Linked DNA regions of Mus musculus: region 1 is linked to region 2. The links are chromatin loops, found by intact Hi-C in ENCODE. Cell type or tissue: heart. All regions are shown on one strand.

What was found. Peaks named below come from ENCODE experiments on the same cell type or tissue, not always from the same donor. Only the 100,000 strongest peaks of a DNase experiment are listed, where the experiment ranks them.
Region 1: a loop joins it to region 2, with 4 times the contacts of the local background. A loop is called at or near these places in 1 of 42 quality-filtered maps.

What each region holds. Positions count from the first base shown.
Region 1 is chr11:103,026,641-103,030,640 of GRCm38, reverse strand. It overlaps Nmt1 (N-myristoyltransferase 1), which reads right to left and starts at 2,098. Exons shown (of 12, transcript NM_008707.4): 1 at 1,939-2,098. The coding sequence starts at 2,069. It also overlaps a transcript of Dcakd not described here. In heart, no CTCF peak of the experiment used is centred here; DNase peaks (open chromatin) are centred at 2,170 and 3,550; H3K4me3 peaks cover 2,678 bases; H3K27ac peaks cover 1,786 bases.
Region 2 is chr11:103,265,292-103,269,291 of GRCm38, reverse strand. It overlaps Map3k14 (mitogen-activated protein kinase kinase kinase 14), which reads left to right and starts at 1,891. Exons shown (of 16, transcript NM_016896.3): 1 at 1,891-1,954. In heart, a CTCF peak has its summit at 1,959; DNase peaks (open chromatin) are centred at 671, 1,701 and 3,951; H3K4me3 peaks cover 2,214 bases; H3K27ac peaks cover 1,572 bases.

The sequences.
Region 1 (4,000 bases), 240 kb after region 2:
AGTCTTGGCAAAGTTTTGTAAACTGTGGTTTTTTTCAGCATACAAACCTATTAAAAAAAAATAAAATAAAAATACTGACATCGGTTGGGGCAACATTTTCACAGAGAAAATTAGAGCAATTATAGAATGAACAAAGAAAAAGTTGGACTTCCACTTCTGAAGGGACTTTCACACTCAGCCCTCTCATCTGAAAGATTTCTCCCTCAAGAGGCCTGTCCTGTGTTCCTCCAGTGCCTACTTCCTCCTTCTCAGCTCTTCCATTCTTGGGAATAGCTGTCTTAAAGGAGGCTGTTACACTGGATCTGCTGTGAATTACAACCACAGAACAGTCGTGAAATCAAGGCTGGCAAGCTTTCTTCTCTGCCACATTCTTGTGATTTTTGTTCCCCCCCATGCTGGTGAGAGAACAAGAGGCTGGATTTTTTTTTTTAAGCCTAAAACTCACCACAGTCAGATTACTGATCATTTAATCCTTTGCTCAGCCATCTTTAAGACAGAGGAATAAATAGAGTGTAGCCAAAGGTTACAAACTTCTATCTTCATCTCAACTTTAACTGGGGCTAGGGGGAAGCTAAGAGCTGCCGGCTACAGCTAATGGCAAGTTGGCTATAACAAAATCTGGCTATAAAAACCAAACTACCACCAGGCAGTGGTGGCACACGCCTTTAATCTCAGCACTTGGGAGGCAGAGTCAGGTGGATCTCTGAGTTCGAAGCCAGCCTGGTCTACAAGACAGCCAGGGCTACACAGAGAAACCCTGTCTCAAAAAACAAAACAAAACAAAACAAAAACAAAAAACAACAACAACAACAAACAACCACTCAATCACACACCCACAAGTCTCTACACAAAAATATACATATGTATACATACATACATACATACATACATATTGGGTGGGGGCGTTAGAGCAGCAGGAAAATAATATGAACTTAAATACATCATTTTTCGTGACTGGCTTACTGATGTACTGATTGGAAAAACAAAGACAAATACAAATTCTCAAATATCTGGCCCATTTCTTCTTCTCTACTAACAAAAGACTGAAATTACTTATAGTAAGACCCTGACCTACACAGTGACCTGTAACAGTACTAATCCCCATACCCGAGAGACAAGAACATCACCCCAAGTTTGGAGTCAATCTGTTCTACATTGTATGCCCCAGGCCAGCCATAGCTACACAGTAGAACCTGTCTAAAAAGGCAAAACATAACGAACAAAAAACCCCAGGGAGACCCTAAAGTACAAGACGTGCAGTAGTACCCCACAAATACCACATGTTCTCCAAGAAGCAACATCAGTTTATTGAAGCTTTGAGGCCCTTCACTAAATTAACAAAGTGAAGGTACAATGAAATTGACTCTTCACCGATTATTTGAGGCAACAGACACTGAATAAATCAAAACATCACATCACTAATAACATAGGATCATAGTGAGTTTATATTTCGGACTTGTCTGGCAGTTATATTTTACAACATAATTATATGCATGGCTTGTATAGCCTAGTGAATTTCCTCATTGAGCGTGAACTACAACGAAATGTTTTATTATTAGTTTATGGCTAGTCACGTTTCTCATACACCTTTATAAGTAACGTTCCTTCTGAACCGCAGCTTCTAGATTGCTCTGCATTGTACTACTGAAATCTACCGTTCAAAATGTTCTTTTCCCCCATCGTGCCTAAAGCAAGGGAGTGGTACACTAAACAGAACTTTTATATAATAAAAGTATTGCATGTCTCCGACCCTTAATATCTGAGCACCCATCCTGGTAAGTGACAAAGACAAAAACCAATCGCTAGGTAGGATCTCAATGGCTTAGCCAATAAGAACATGGGGGTGGGGTTAGACTAAGCTCCCGGTGACTTCCCCGCACCCCAGATACCCAGCTTGTGGGAGACCGGACAGGAATTGGGCTACGATGATCTCGTTACCTCCTGTTGTGGCTGTTGTCCTCCTCGTTCTCGCAATCGCTGCAGTGCTCATGGCCGTTTCCATTCCCTTCCATCATCAGTGGCAACGAAGGTGCCGGCAGCTTCACTGCTGTCTCACTCTCATCCGCCATCTTGGGTTGCGAGAGCCGGACTCCGCGCCCCGCTACATGGAGGGCTCCTATTGGACAGAGGAAGTACGCGCTGTATTCTGGGTTTTGTAGTTTGTGTGAAGAAATCTGCCACTAAGGGTGGCTTGTTTTCAAAAAACTGTACCGATGTGGACTACAAAACCCAGAAATCATGAAGGGACGCTGCCTTGGGAGGAGCGGGCAGCAATTCCGGAAGCCCCTAGGTTCGGCCGCCCTCTGAGACGAAGGGCGCTGTACGCCTTATAGGGTGGTCGCGGGGCACGCTGGGAGTTGCAGTTCCATGTTGAATTAGAGTTTCGCAAGTAAAGGGCTTGCAAAGTCCAAGGTTTTCAGGCCGCCCTTGGTAATCAACAGGCCACAGATGAGCCGTTATCGGCTAACGTTAAGGACCGTTACCATTCCTGGGTAAGTGAAAGACACTGAGGTTCATGGCTGCGATTCTCCAGGAGCTCAAATGCCCTTACAGAGGACTTTCCTATAGGTTTGCTCTCGGCTGCCTTCCCTACTCCAGCCTTTAGGGAGACCTGGGTCTTTGGAAATCTAAAACCGAGAGGCAGTGCATTGAGGTGTGTGGAACACTGCCCCCGAGCCAAAGACTTGATTGCTTGCAGGGGAGGCTTACCATTTCTTGGCTTCTAATTTTGCACTGCGCTCTTCTTCACATTTCCCTTTGATTCTCCTCTAGAGCCTTCCATAACAAGTCTTTTTTTTTAAGATTATGATAATTACACCATTTCCCCACTTCCCCTTTCCTTCCTCTAACCCCTCCCATATACACCCCACCTTGCTCTCAAATTCATGGCCTCTTTTTCTTTAGTTGTTGTTACATATGGGTGTGTGTGTGTTTTCCTAAATATATAAATATAGCCCGTTCAGTAAGCATAATGTTGTATGCAAATGATTTCAGGGCTGGTGTGCCTGGGAAGAACTATTTCCTCCCCCATTTTTAGCCTTCCTTAATTGCCTGTAGTTCTTAGTCTGGGGTTGAGGCCTCACGAGCTCCCCTACTCCCAACACAAGACTTTAATGAGCACTTACACGCCAGGCTCTGGCGTAAGACTTTTTGTACCTGAATTCCTATAATTTTAACAAGCTTAGAATGTGTTATGCCATTATTATTCCTTTTTCACAGATGAAAAGACTGTTCCAGAAAAGTTGGTACATTGTTTGTAGGCGGCAAAATCTGTCTATAAATCTGTATCTACCTACTCTGTGCCCTCTGTAAGGCTTCACCGTCACACCAGTCACACTGTTGGATCCAGGCAACTTCCAAGGACGAATCAGTTATAGCCAGGTAAATGCAGCATCTATCTTAGAATTGCCTAAATGCTTCTGTCCCTCTGGGCTTTGTCCTGTAACTAGCTAGTCTAATCATAATCCTGAGAAGATTGCCCAAAGACAAGGGCTTAGAGCCTTCCTATTTGTGCTGAGTATGCTGGGTGGTGAAAGACTGGGTCTTACCATCAGAGAGCTGCAAGGCCGAAAAGGGAAATGACCTTTGCCTTGGTAAAACTGAACAAGGGAAGAAGCAATTCCTTTTCTGACTCACAGAAAACAACAAGAGCAACAACAACAAAAAAGAAACTGCAGAGCTAAATATAGCCAACTCATCTTACTTGAGCGGCAGGCCCAGAGAAGTAAGACTCCAAAGATGCAAACACTCCTTGGTCATTTCTGTTTGATTTCAGAAAGCAGTCAAAGCTGCCCACTTGGGCTCAGCTGACCATATTCGCATTAGGGCTTCCTGGTAGAGGACATGCCTAGCATGCATAAGGCCCTGAGTTCACTATGCACTACTACCTCCAGCATATTACATGTATTCCTGTGTGCATGTGTGTACATGTGTACATGCTTGCACTTTGACCCACTGAGCCGTCTCACCATCTGGAGGTTAACTTTTCTTTTTCCTTTTT
Region 2 (4,000 bases):
TATTGAGTGTAGGCTTAAAGAGCAACCATCCCAATGGACTAGACAACACACAAAAGGGACCCAGGGCCAGAGACTCTGGTTGTCAAAAAAAAAAAAGGAGGGGTGAGAAGGAGATGGCAAAAGTGAGCTAGCCCTGCAGGGAGCGTCTGCAGATTCTGGGCCTGTTGCCCACATCTTTCCTGAGAAGTGCTTTGCCCAGCGGCAAACAGGTGGTGGGAGGGAAAGACAGACACCCAAGAGACCTGATACCAACCTGTACATCTGGCCCAGCTCTGCCTCTCTCTCTGAGTCAGAGATGCCAAGCCCTAGGGGTGAGAGGAGCGTTTTTTAGAGGCCCCCAGCCCTTTTTATTTTCTTGCCTTACCATCTCTCAGCTGGCCACTAGCAAGATATGTCCCAGAAACTGACATATAGGTTCTGCATATACTGAAGTATAGGCTCAGTGCAAGTCACAGCCAGAAAGGCTTCCAGGGACAACTCTTGACACGGTTGACACTAACGTAACAATGGACTATGGGCAACTGCAGGCTTTGCTCTAACATATTTCTGGCCCAGGGGAGAGGGGTGAGTCTCTCAGGTTCTCATCTAGTTGGCTTTGTTTCCACATAGAAGTCAGGCTATGCAGCTCAGACTAGCTTCAAACTTGTCATCCTCCTGCCTCAGCCTCCTGAATGCAGGCCAGGTTGTGGGGTTTCCACATTGTCTAAATGAATGGCCTTTCTCGGTGTCCAACAACAGATGTCGGCTTGAACTTGTCTCCAGAAAGAAGCTAGGTCTGCAAAGTGGTCACAAGCAGACAGTGGTCTGGCCCTGGCTCAAACCTTTCCAGACAGGCCGTTCCTTATTTCTCAAACCAGCCAAGAATATGGCTGCCACTCCCACCATACCACCAGTCCCTGCATCTGCAGTTAGGATTCCTTGCAGAGTCTCTAAGGTCGCAGCGCATCTTTTATTCTGGAAACATTTTTTTAAAAAACACATATTTGTAATTTCTTATTACCAGTAAACAGAAGCTTGTGGTACAGTAGGAAGCCCATTAGCAAAGTTAGAAAAGAAAAAAAAAATCCATAAATTCCCTACACTCTTTCCCGGCCCCATAAAAAGGGCACTGTAGAGAGCACGTTTTCAAAGACCAAGTCTTCCTGACTCTGTAGTTTAGAATGGATCCCGTGCTCAGCACACACACCATGAAGCTTCTCGGGGTGGAAGGAGACTGTACCACATCTGCACACTCCCTTAGAGCGTTTCAACACCCGGTCTGTCCTACATAGGCCTTTGGCTCCCCACACTTCTCGAGGGTAGGCAGAGCAACCTCATCTCCACACACTTTACAGAACCGGGCTCACTCTACGTGCTCCATAAAAATGTTTCTGGCCCCACCAGGCCCCCACGAAGCAGCCTCGCCCTCAAGCAGAAAGCAGAGAAACCCAAGACCTCAGAGCGAGAGCGCCCCGCCGTCTCCAAGGTAACCAAAGCCGAAGCCGGGAATGCCCACGCATGCGTACAGTCGCCCTTCCTTCCCGTAACCTCAAAAAGAATGCAGCCCGTAAGATTTGCCAGAAGGCGAGAGCGCATGTGTAGTTCAACCAACACCCTGGCCTCCTTCGCCTACAGACCGCCCATCCACCCAGCCTTCGGCGCTGGATACCCTGGCCGGAAACAGTGCCCATTTTGGGGAGGCCTCGCTAGCCAATCGCTGCTGAGGAGTGGCCGGCAGGCCGACCGGATCAAGGCGTTTTATTGGCTAACTTATAGGAATGGGTGGGATCAAGGGTCGCGGTGCGGCCAAAGAAAGGAGGCGGGAAGCTAGCAAAGTCGCAGCCACGGGGGGAGGCGTGGCCCGGGGCGGGGATAGGCACGGGGGCGTGGTCGAGGAGGGGCAGCAGGGGCCCGGAGCGATCGCTGGCCAGCGAAGCGCCACACTCGCTTGTTTGAGGACAACGGCGCTCCGCCGGTAGGTGACTGGGCAGAACCCCGAGTCCTAAAGCGGGACGCCGAGGGAGCGGGCGGGGAAGGGGCGCCTCCCAGGCGGGGACTGGGTTGCAGCCGGGCTGTCCACGAGGGATGGCTGGGAGGGGTGGCCGGGTGACTACGGTCTAACCCGCTCGCACGCTCAGCGCCATCAGCGCCACGCTCGAAACGCCGTGCTCGCCTAGAACCTCCAGGCCGCGCACCCACGGGTCACACGCTTGCCCGGAACGCGCGCGGGTACTGTCTGCTTCCCTTTCCCCAACATCCGTGCCATCGAGTTCAGCCGCCCTACTGGCAGACCTGGCTCCTAAGTGTCCCCCAAGAGAAGGTGATCGCTCCACTGCCCTAGCAGTGACATGAGCAGCCTTTCCCTTTGAACTGCTTGGGATCACTTGTTCTGAGAGGATCACTGCTCTGGGCACTCAGTAGAGCAATGCTAGTCGCTGATGGTGCTGTCCTCCCTCCTCGATGGTCCTTACCCTTCTCTAATTCTGTGTTCTACTCGGAACTTTTGGAATCTGTTTATATGTACTAGTCCCGTCCTGGAAGCTCTTCCCGGCTCTGGCAACTTTCAGCCACCTGTCACCAAGTGAAAAGAAACATTTGTCTGAGGCAGAGATTCCCACCTGCTTTGGAACCTCATCATGTTCATTAACTTCAGACCTCCCCCCCTCCACTCCCCACCCCCCAGTTGAGATTAAAAGATGGCTGACAGCCCTAAAGGATGGATAGGGGTGTGCATGGGCTGTCAAGTGGATGAGTGGAGAAAAGTTTCAAATATCAGTGTCTTAATGACATGTTGTTGTTGTTGTTGTTGTTGTTAATTGGAGACAATGAACACTAATGACTGGATTAAGGGCGCTAAAAGAATGAACTGAACGAGGAGTGGCACCATGACCAGTGGACTTCGGAACACTGGCGAGTATCTAGAAACATAGTCTCTCTGAAAGATTAGAGGATTGTTTCCTAACTTCAGTTCTGCAGGGTTTTGCTTAGTAACTTTCCCATTTAGTGGTAGGTGTGGTCAGATGCATAGACTGTTGTCCAGTTGGTAAGCGAAGTACCTGAACCAGGTGTGAGGGATGATATGCCTCGTCTGTGGCCTCAGAGCCATGAGTGAGGGTGAGTTCTCCAGATCCCTGAATAAGAACAGCATAACCTAACTTTGATAGAGAAAGGGGGGGGGGTTGGGGTGATCTTTTTGCTGTTAATGTGAGAGGATGCTTTGAAGACTCTTGACTTGCTTATGATGTATGTGTGTATTTCCTCTTGTATTTAAAGTGATGTCAAAGGCAATTCCTTTGGATGGATGCCAGCTTTATGAGTTTTTCAGACGCCCTTAAGACATCTTGAAAACTAGGCATGGTGGCACACACCTGTAATCCATCACTGGGAGGCTGGGACAAGGAGGATTTGTTGTGACTTTGAAGCCTGTCAGGGCTTCATAGCAAGGCCCTGTCTCAGAGCACCAGAGAGGAAAAAGAAAGAAAGAAGACATCCTGATTTATTTGGAAGAGTGTGATAAATTTCTCAGAACAGCTCATAATAATAGTTAGTATGTCTGACTTTAATTTTAGAAATAAGTGCCCAGCTGTACATACCCAGAAATACATACCAGAAGTTTGTGAAATCAAATAGTACTACGTGATCAGGCTTCAGGCTTCAGGTCATTTTCGGATTGTTTTTGGGGTGGATGGAGCAGTTCTGAAGGTTGTTGGTTTTTTTGTTTTGTTTTGTTTTGTTTTGTTTTGTTTTGTTTGCCTCTGGTGTCTGTTAGAGTTTGTGGGAGTGGCACCACAGACAGAGACTCTGCCAAATGAACCTTTATCTCAAAAAAAAAAAAAAAAACCTGCCTGGTTTTGCCATTCATTCTTGGCAGATAGGAGTGTGGTTCCTCATTTTGGTTCCCCTGATGAACACAGATTCCTTTGTGATCGGCTCGGGCTGGAGAGGACAGGGCTCGCCCTGATTGGTTGCTCCACCCCAGACAACTGTTGTGAGATTTTTGGTGAGTTCTAGGGTCCATTCT